Linked DNA regions of Homo sapiens: region 1 is linked to region 2. A link is an interaction called in ENCODE POLR2A ChIA-PET data of the cell type or tissue named here. Cell type or tissue: OCI-LY7. All regions are shown on one strand.

What was found. Peaks named below come from ENCODE experiments on the same cell type or tissue, not always from the same donor. Only the 100,000 strongest peaks of a DNase experiment are listed, where the experiment ranks them.
Region 1: POLR2A ChIA-PET joins it to region 2 with 5 read pairs; 16 of 35 experiments call an interaction of 5 or more read pairs at or near these places.

The regions. Positions count from the first base shown.
Region 1 is chr14:73,300,485-73,305,484 of GRCh38, reverse strand. All of the region lies in intron 6 of NUMB (NUMB endocytic adaptor protein), which reads left to right. Among named protein-coding and RNA genes, the nearest start is that of PAPLN-AS1, 57 kb to the right of the region's middle. In OCI-LY7, no CTCF peak of the experiment used is centred here; a DNase peak (open chromatin) is centred at 1,984; H3K4me3 peaks cover 1,160 bases; H3K27ac peaks cover 1,887 bases.
Region 2 is chr14:73,448,101-73,453,100 of GRCh38, reverse strand. The region is part of intron 1 of NUMB (NUMB endocytic adaptor protein); the gene reads left to right. Among named protein-coding and RNA genes, the nearest start is that of NUMB, 7.9 kb to the left of the region's middle. RefSeq lists an enhancer at 840-899. In OCI-LY7, no CTCF peak of the experiment used is centred here; no DNase peak of the experiment used is centred here; H3K4me3 peaks cover 1,065 bases; H3K27ac peaks cover 1,014 bases.

The DNA of each region.
Region 1 (5,000 bases), 150 kb after region 2:
GTGATCTTGGGGATCATAGAATTTTAGAGTTGGATGGCACCTTAAAATAGGTAGGATATAAATACATTTGTCAGAAAAAAAAAAGAAAATGAATTCGGGGACACAGTTCCAACAGGTCTAATATTTCAGTATAATGAATTATCTTTCCAAGAAGATTCAATTAATTATAGAGATTGTGATTGTATCAGATGTCGCAAACTATGGCCCACTACTGTATTTGTTTTTGTAAATAACATGTTATTGGAACACAGTCATGCCCATTTGTGTACATATTGTTATGGCTGCTTTTGTGCAATGATAGAGTTGAGTAGTTGCAATAGAGATCATATGTCCTGAAAAGCCTAAAATATTTTGTTGTCTGGTCCTTCACAAAAAACGGTTGCTAATCCCTAATTTCAACAATTTAAAAACTCATTTCGGCCAGGCGCGGTAGCTCACACCTGTAATCCCAGCATTTTGGGAGGCTGAGGTGGGCGGATCACCTGAGGTCAGCAGTTCAAGACCAGCCTGGCCAACATGGTGAAACCCCTTCTCTATTAAAAATACAAAAATTAGCCATAGCTGGGCGTGGTGGCAGGCACCTGTAATCCCAGCCATTTGAGAGGCTGAGGCAGGAGAATCGCTTGAACGCAGGAGGTGGAGGTTGCAATGAGCCGAGATCGCACCACCGCACTCCAAGCATGGGCGACAGAGCAAGACTCTGCCTCAAAAAAAACAAAACAAAACTCATTCCTCCAACTCCAACTCATTTCTCCTAAGGATAACATTAATTATACTGATGAAATAAAAGAGCAGTGTAAGAATCTTTCCACCTACCATGTATATCACCAACTTGTCATTTTCATCCTTTTTCAATTTATTTTTAAAAAGTGGTTTCAGCTGGGCATAGTGGCTCACATCTGTAATCCTAATACTTTGGGAGGCTGAGGTGGGAGGATCACTTGAAGCCAGAACTTGAGACCAGCCTGGGCAACATAGCAAGACCATCTCTATAAAAATAAAAAAGTAGCCAGGTGTGGTGGTACTTACTTGTGGTCTCCCAGCTACTCAGGAGGCTGAGGTGGGTAGATGACTTGAGCCCAGGAGTTTGAGGCTGCAGTGAGCTGTGATCACACCACTGTGCTCCAGCCTGGGTGTCAGAATAAGACCCTGTCTCTAATGAAAAAAGAAAGAAAGAAAGAAAGAAACAGTGGTTTCTACTTAAAGAAACAAAGCCTGGAGATAGGTAGATAGCAATTGGTTATTTCAGTTGCCTTTTACTGTACGTAGCTTTTATATTTAGGAGAAAGTCATCTTACAGTGTGCTGAGCTTGTTACTATTTCTGTGCCATTTTCCATTTTATGTTCCTTCACCAATTTTTTTCGTGTTAAGATTACCTGTGCATTTCTCTTCTGGTACAAGTTTCCTGATTTAGTAATTTGTAATAGATCCACTGTATGTTGCTATTTTCTTCAGTGTCAGAACCTGCTTAGTTGCTATATTGGTTTATATCTACCCATAATAAAAGGTTTTAAGGAAGATAATAATTTTAAAATACTAAGCTGGATATTTATAGTGTAGAGTAATTACTTGAGAAAGTTATACTTTCATTTTTCACTTTTGGTTAGCTTGATCCTTCTGCTCAGATTTCACCAATTTAAATTCCAAGTTACTAAAGTTCTGTCCATGTTAGATCGGTTTTCTTTGAAAAAAAAAGGATTTTTGTCTTTATTGTGAAACTTTTTCATGATACATTTGTCAGTGTGAATTCTACCTATAACTGAAATTATTATTAAAGTAGAAAGTGTTAGAGCAGCGATGATAAAATAATTCTGAATGTCTGAACATCTGTGTTGCCACTTCCACATTTTTATTAGTTCCTGAAGCATGTTTTTTTTTTGTTTTGTTTTGTTTTGTTTTTGAGATGGAGTCTCGCTCTGTCACCCAGACTGGAGTGCAGTAGTGTGATCTTGCTTGGCTCACTGCAACCTCTGCCTCCTGGGTCCAAGCAATTCTCCTGCCACAGCCTCCAGAGCAGCTGGGACTACAGGCGCATGTCACCACGCCCGGCTGATTTTTGTGTTTTTAGTAGAGACGGGGTTTCACCATGTTGGCCAGGATGGTCTCAAACTCCTGACCTCAGGTGATCCACTGGCCCTGGCCTCCCAAAGTGCTGGGATTACAGGCATGAGCCACCATGCCTGGCCAGCATGTTGTCTTTTTAAAGAGGTGTTTGTGCCACTAAGATGTATGTAAATTCTTTTTTTTCTTTGTTTCTTTCTTTTTTGAGATGGAGTCTCACTCTGTTGCCCAGGCTGGAGTGCAATGGTGCGATCTCAGCTCACTGCAACCTCCACCTCCCGGGTTCAAGGGAGTCTCCTGTCTCACCCTCCCAAGTAGCTGGGATTACAGGCACCTGCTACCACACCCGGCTAATTTTTATATTTTTAGTAGAGATGGGGTTTCGCCATGTTCGTGAGGTTGGTCTCGAACTCCTGACGTCAGGTGATCCACCCTCCTCGGCTTCCTCCCAAAGTGCTGGGATTATAGGCTTGAGCCACTGTGCCCGGCCTGTATGTAAATTCTACATTTGATATTTAATGTAGTTTTTTTTCAGTCCTTTGATTAGTTAACTGCGGCCTGATGGCCTAGGGTACTGGTTTCAAGTAGACAGTTTTAGGGCAGACAGTCTTCTCTCAGCCATGTTTATCTTCTTTTCTTAAAAGTGCTCAGAAATCTTAGTTTATATGGTCAGAATGAAAGACTCAAGTTTACAAATAATATGGAAGTATTGGCCAGGCGCAGTGGCTCATGCCTGTAATCCCAGCACTTTGAGAGGCTAAAGTGGGCGGATCACCTGAGGTCAGGAGTTCGAGACCAGCCTGGCCAACATGGCGAAACCTCATCTCTACCAAAAAAAATACAAAAAAATTAGCTGGGTGTGGGGCCATGCACCCATAATCCCAGCTACTCGGGAAGCTGAGGCATGAGAATCACTTGAGCCCAGGAGACAGAGGTTGCAGTGAGACTAAATTGCTCCACTGCACTCCAGCCTGGGCGACAGAGTAAGACTCGTCTCAAAAAAAAAAAAAAAAAAAAGAAATGTGGAAGTATTGCAACTATAGAATTTGTGAGAGGAAGGCTGGGCTTAATTTCAGCTATAGGCATCTCTAATCATTAATATTTCAGTACCTGACTTAAATAACTATAATGTGGCAAACTATAATGATGTACAAGAACCCACACCCAGAAGTATGAACAAATACAAGAATTCGTATTATCTGTTTTCTTCCCCTCTTCAGAGAGATCAGAGGCCATGAAATATGACAAATATGATTCCTTACTGATACATTAGTACAATACTATAAAATTATTAAGGCCTATCTCAAAAAGCACAATTTTTTTTATTTTTTTTTATTTTTGAGATGGAGTCTCGCTGTGTCACCCAGGCAGGAGTGCAGTGGCGTGATCTCAGCTCACTGCAACCTCTGCCTCCCAGGTTCAAGCAATTCTCCTGCCTCAGCCTCCTGAGTAGCTGGAATTACAGGCACGTGCCCCCACACCTGGCTAATTTTTTGTATTTTTTAGTAGATATGGGGTTTCAGCATGTTGGCCAGGCTGGTTTCGAACTCCTGGCCTCAAGCGATCCACCTGCCTTGGCCTCCCAAAGTATTGGGATTACAGACATGAGCCACCACACCCGGCCACACATGTTTTTATAACCATATAATTGGGATGTGTGTGGTGATTTACACCTGTAATCCCAGCACTTTGGGAAGCCAAAGCAGGAGGATCGCTTGAGCCTAGGAGTTCAAGGCTGCAGTGAATTATGATTATGTCACTGTGCTCCAGCCTAGGCAGCAGGGCAAGACCCTGTCTCTACAAAAAATTGTTTAAAAATTAGCTGGGTATGGTAGTGCACGCCTGTAGTCCCAGCTACTGGGGAGGCTGAAGTGGGAGAATTACTGGAGCCCAGGAGTTCAAGGCTGCAGTGAGCTGTCCTGTGCCACTTGTATGGCAGCCTGGGCAACAAGGCAAGACCCTGTCTCCAAACAAACAAGCATATAATTGGGCCAAGAAAATGTTACATTTCCCTGAATATTGTAAGGAGACTAACTGGAGAACAGTCCCATTCTAAACTGACCTTTTATTTTTCCCTTCTTCAGTCTTCCAACCTTGAAGTAGTCCTATCTGTTGCCTCAGATACTGAACACTGCAGGCTACAATTATACAATGAGCAGATTGATTAAACTGCAAATTTAAATATCTTAGGATTGTCAGTGCCATTTGGCAATGTTGTATATCACTGGTCAGCTGTCTCCTGTTTCCTACAACAGATATTTAGCGTATTTTTTCTTTCAACAAATATTTCTTGAACTGCTACTCTGTTCCAGATGTTGTTCAAGTTCCAGGGATACAGCAGTGAATGATAGATGGAAGAAACCTTGCCCTCATGGAGCTTACCTTCCAGCAAAATACTAAATGTTACATGAGGGTTGGTTAAATATGAGCAGTTACTGTTGCTGGTGAATGACTCTTCTACCAATTTGCCTGGAACAGCCCTATTATAACACCCATTTATCAGTTTTAATAGTCATCTCTCCTTTTTTTTATTGTACTTTAAGTTCTAGAACAATGAGAACACTTGGACACAGGTAGGGGGACATCACACACCGAGGCCTGTTGTGGGGTGAGGGGAGGGGGGAGGAATAGCATTAGGAGATATACCTAATGTAAATGACGAGTCATCTCTTTCATTTTCAAAGGGTTCCCAGTTTGTAGAGTAAATTATATGACCGTCCTTGTTCTAAACCTTTCGTATACATTAATTCGTTTAATCTTCACAGTAACCCTATGAGGTATATGAGATTATTAACATCATTATACAGATGTAGAAAGTGAAGCATAGAGAAGTTAAATTAACCTGCCTTTGATCATACTAGGAGTAACTTGCAGAACCAGAATTCAAATCCAAACAACAGCTTGGTTCCTAGTCACCGTACTAGACTGCCTCCATACT
Region 2 (5,000 bases):
GAAATCTTGAGGCAAAAGGAGGATTGAAATGAAGGGAGAATAAGGAGAATACTGACGTGCTTAAGGGAGGAGTCTGGAGGATCTACAGGAAGTGTATCTAGAGGAATGAGTGGTTCTTGGCAGTTTTCCTGGAGTGACATATGTAAAGGAGGATGATTCTATTTGCAACATTCTCCTATGGACTTATTTTTCATTCTCTGCAGTTTCTGCTGCTTGTTATTACTCTTCCTTTGTTTTCTTCCCCTCAAGAAAGCATGTCAGAAGACAAGTAAGTAGACTGAGAAGTGGTAGTCCTAGAGGATGAGAGCCTTGGAAGGACCATGTGGATTTAGAAGAAGGCTCTTCTTATCTCTGCTTCTGCAGCTCTTGGGAGGTCCCCAGCAACCTTAACTAGACCAACCTTTCCCACTTGTCCTCTCCAGTGGAGTATGGGATTAGGAAGAGACCCCCAGTCATCTTAAATGCATTAACCAAGGAGTTGCTATATTAGTAATTAACGTTCAGTGACTTCCCCCTCTCTACCCACGAAAACCCTGTTTCTCCCCACTTGTTTGCTGATAAGTTACGTTCCTTTTTTTTGAGACGGTGTCTTGCTCTTTTGACGTGGAGGGAGTATGCAGTGGCATGATCTCGGCTCACTGCAGCCTCAACATTCTGGGCTCAGGTGATCCTTCTGCCTCAGCCTCTCCAGTTGCTGGGACTACAGGCTGCCCAGTTTTGTTTTGTTTTGTTTTGTTTTTGAGACAGAGTTTCGTTCTCGTTGCCCAGGCTGGAGTACAATGGCACAATTTTAGCTCACCGCAACCTCCACTTCCTGGGTTCAGGTGATTCTCCTGCCTCATCCTCCCTAGTAGCTGGGATTACAGGTGTGCACTACCACACCCCGCTAATTTTTGCATTTTTAGTAGAGATGAGGTTTCACCATTTTGGTCAGGCTGGTCTTGAACTCCTGGTCTCAGGTGATCCATCCACCCTGGCCTCCCAAAGTTCTGGGATTCCAGGCGTGAGCCACCACGCCTGGCCAGTTTTTTTTTTGGGGGGTAGAGACAGGGTCTTGTTAAACTCCTAAACTCAGGCAGTCCTCCCAAAGTGTTGGGATTACAGGCATGAGCTACCGTGCTCAGGCTATCTTACGTTCTTTTAACCAAGATCAAAGTCTTCAATTACCTGAGTAGGACAGCAAAATCTTAATTATGGTAACTTGATTATATTAAGGTGAATTATAGTTAATTTGGAACATTTCTAGTTTAATTAGGGAAGAAGAGGGAAAAACTGTAGAATACTGCTTAGCTCTGAATAAAGGCAAAGCTGGGGCAACCAGGGACACAGAAATCAGCTAAATTTGTAACTTTATTTAAGATTGGCCTTGGTTACCTTTGACTTTGGAAAAGTAATAGTGATACTTTCGTCTAGTCACTTGTGCATATGTACATCTCAGGTACATTTTGATTTTATCATGTAGATAATTTGTGAAGGTTTATTTACTTAATTTATTTTATTTAAAGATGCCCAGGCTGGAGTGCAGTGGCACAATCTCGGCTCACTGAAATCTCCACCTCCCAGGTTCAAGCAATTGTCCTGCGTCAGGCTACCGAGTAGCTGGGACTACAGGGGCATGCCACTATGCCTGGCTAATTTTTGTTGTAGGTTTTTTTTTTTTTTTTTTAGACGGTGTCTCCTCTGTTGCCCAGGCTGGAGTGCAGTGGCTCAATCTTGGCTCACTGCAACCTCCGCCTTGTGGGTTCAAGTAATTCTCCTGCTTTAGCCTCCCGAATAGCTGGGACTACAGGCACACGCCACCACACCTGGCTAGTTTTTTGTATTTTTAGTAGAGATGGGGTTTCACCATATTGGCCAGGCTGGTATTGAACTCCTGACCTCGTGATCTGCCTGCCTCAGCCTCCCGAAGTGTAGATTTGTTTTTTGTTTTTTTTTTTTTTTTTTTTTGAGACAGAGTCCTGCTCTGTCGCCCAGGATAGAGTGCAATGGTGCAATCTTGGCTTACTGCAACCTCCGCCTCCTGGGTTCAAGCAATTCTCCTGCCTCAGCCTCTCAAGTAGCTGGGATTACAGGTGCCAACTAGCATGCCCAGCTAACTTTTTTGTATTTTTAGTAGAGACGGGATTTCACCGTGTTGCTCAGGCTAGTCTTGAACTCCTGGCCTCAAGTGATCCTCCTGCCTCGGCCTCCCAAAGTGCTGGGATTACAGGCGTGAGTCACTGCGTTTGGTTTATTTACTTAATTTCTTTTAATATAAGCGACTTTGTTATAAGAAGTTTTAACTCCCAGTATTCTGTTTTGTTTTTTTTTTTAAGATGGGGTCTCGCTCTGTCTTCCAGGCTGGAGTGCTGTGGCACGATCTCGGCTCACTGCAACCTCCGCCTATCAGGTTCAAGCGATTATCCTGCCTTCCGAGTAGCTGGGATTACAGGCGTGTGCCACCACGCCCGGCTAATTTTTGTATTTTTAGTAGAAACAGGGTTCCGCCATATTGGCCAGGCTGATCTCAAACTCCTGACCTCAAGTAATCCACCTGCCTTGGCCTCCCAAAGTGTTGGGATTACAGGCGTGAGCCACTGCGCCCAGCCTAGCTCCCAGTATTCTTTAATCAAGATAAAACTTTTTTTTCCTCCAAACTAGTATCTCACAGAACCATAGAATAGCCTGCTGATGACAGAAATATATTTGTGACTGCCATGTTATGAAATTGAAAGAGCATCATTTATGTCCAGAGGCAGCATGACAGAATGGACAAAATTCATTATAATTGTGTGACCATGATTTTGAATCTTGACTTTATCGTTAATTTACTAATTGAGCAGTTTATTAAACTTCTTTTAGATTCAGTTTCGTCATCCATAAAATGGAGCTTATGCTATCCTCCACATCAGGGTGATGGTGAGAATTAAATGAAAAGCATTTTGTGTAGTGTATAGCATTTTGCCCATAGTGGGCACTTAACAAATTGTAATTGTTAATTATTAATAATTATCACATTAGATCTATTATAGACTTCTCTTTTAGGATGGGCTAATATTCCAGATACTGTTATTGTAAGCATTGTGGCAGCTAGGAAAACCAGAGTCGACTTTAAAACATTACAGGTATTTTAAGGCTGGGCGCGGTGGCTCACATCTGTAATCCCAGCACTTTGGGAGGCCAAAGTGGGCGGATCACCTGAGGTCAGGAGTTCGAGACCAGCCTGGCCAACATGGCGAAAGCCCGTGTCTACTAAAAATACAAAAATTAGCTGGGAGTAGTGGTGCATGCCTGTAATCCCAGCTACTCAGGAGGCTGAGGCAGGAGAATTGCTTGAACTTGGGAGGCAGAGGTTGCAGTGAGCCGAGCCACTGCACTCCAGCCTGGGCGACAGAGTGTGACTCTGTATCAAAAAACAAACACCAAAACATTACATATATTTTAAACATTTACTACTTCAGTTTGTTTTTGTGGTTGGTTTATTTTGGTGTATTAGACTGAAACATGGGGTAAATGAAGCTAATATTTTGTTGTGTGGTCACAGGCTGTTTATCTATCATATTATAGTCAGCCCTTATCTGTGTATTCTGCATCCTTGGATTCAACCAGCAGTTGATAGAAAATATTTGGAAAGAAAACCCAATAAAAAATAAAACAATACAAATAATACGAATAAATACAGTATAAGTATTTACATAGCTTTTACATTGTATTAGGTATTATATTAATAAGTAATCTAGAGATTATATAACATATATGGGAGAATGTGTGCAGGTTATATGCAAATACAGGTATCAGTGGGGGATTGATTCCAGGACCCCAATATACCAAAATCCATAGATGCACAGGTCACTTATATAAGATGGTGTAGTATTTACATATAACCTGCACACATTCTCCCGTATACTTTGAATTATTTCTCTAGATTAATTATAATACTTAATATTAGGTTGGTGCAAAAGTAATTACAGCTTTTGCCATTAAAAGTAATAGCAAAAACACAATTACTTTTACACCAACCTAATATGATATAAATGTTATGTACATAGTTATACTGTATTGTTTAGGGTATAATGACAAGAAAGAAAAGTAGGTACATGTTCATTACAACCATCCATTTTTTTTTCCGAATATATTTGATGCAAGATTGGTTGAATCCTCCTGTGTGGGACCCATGGATACAGAGGACCGACTGTACTATGCCATTATACATAAGGAACTGGGATATCTGCAGATTTTGGTATCCATGGGGTCCTGGATCGAGTCCCCCTCAGATACCAAGATGTGACTGTACCTGGTCCTCTTCCAAATACATGTGAGTTTTTGACAACAGTGGAAACCATTAATCCTACTACTAGAAAAAAACAATTGAGCATTATATTATTTACTGATTTTGTTATTAAAATCATTGCTTTTATTGAATTATTTTATTTACTGATATTGTTAATGATTTTAAATTAGTTCTAAATGCCAGTTAGAACCAGCTTATTTTTCCCTGGAGTTAATATATTTATCTTCGCAATTCAAGTAGAAATAGTTTTTATTTCAGAATTTAAGCCCTGTATCTTCCTTAGATAAGGATTTGGTCAAATGAAAGAAAAATCTGTATTTGTAGAAAGCTGTTAAAATCTGGCCTGGTGTGGTGGCTCATGCCTTTAATCCCAGCACTTTGGGAGCCAAGGAGGGAGAATTGCTGGAGCCTAGGGTTTTGATAAAAGCCTGGGCAACGTAGCAAGACCCTATCTCTATTATAAATTAAAAAAAATAAAGCTGTTAAAAGCTATATTATTTATTGTCTCTGATGAAAGGTGTACAATTTCCATCACATTCATGATGTAATAGACTTCAAATCTCATCAGTGAACATAATTTTGAATTATTATTTTAAAGAGTTGATTCATTCTTGTTTTTGAAAATTATCTAGCATTGGTGGTATGAAGGAAAGATATTTCCTGTAGTAGCCAAGTAAGTCTTCCTTAACTCTTGCAAGGAAAGCAGTCCCAAATACTATATTGAAAATAT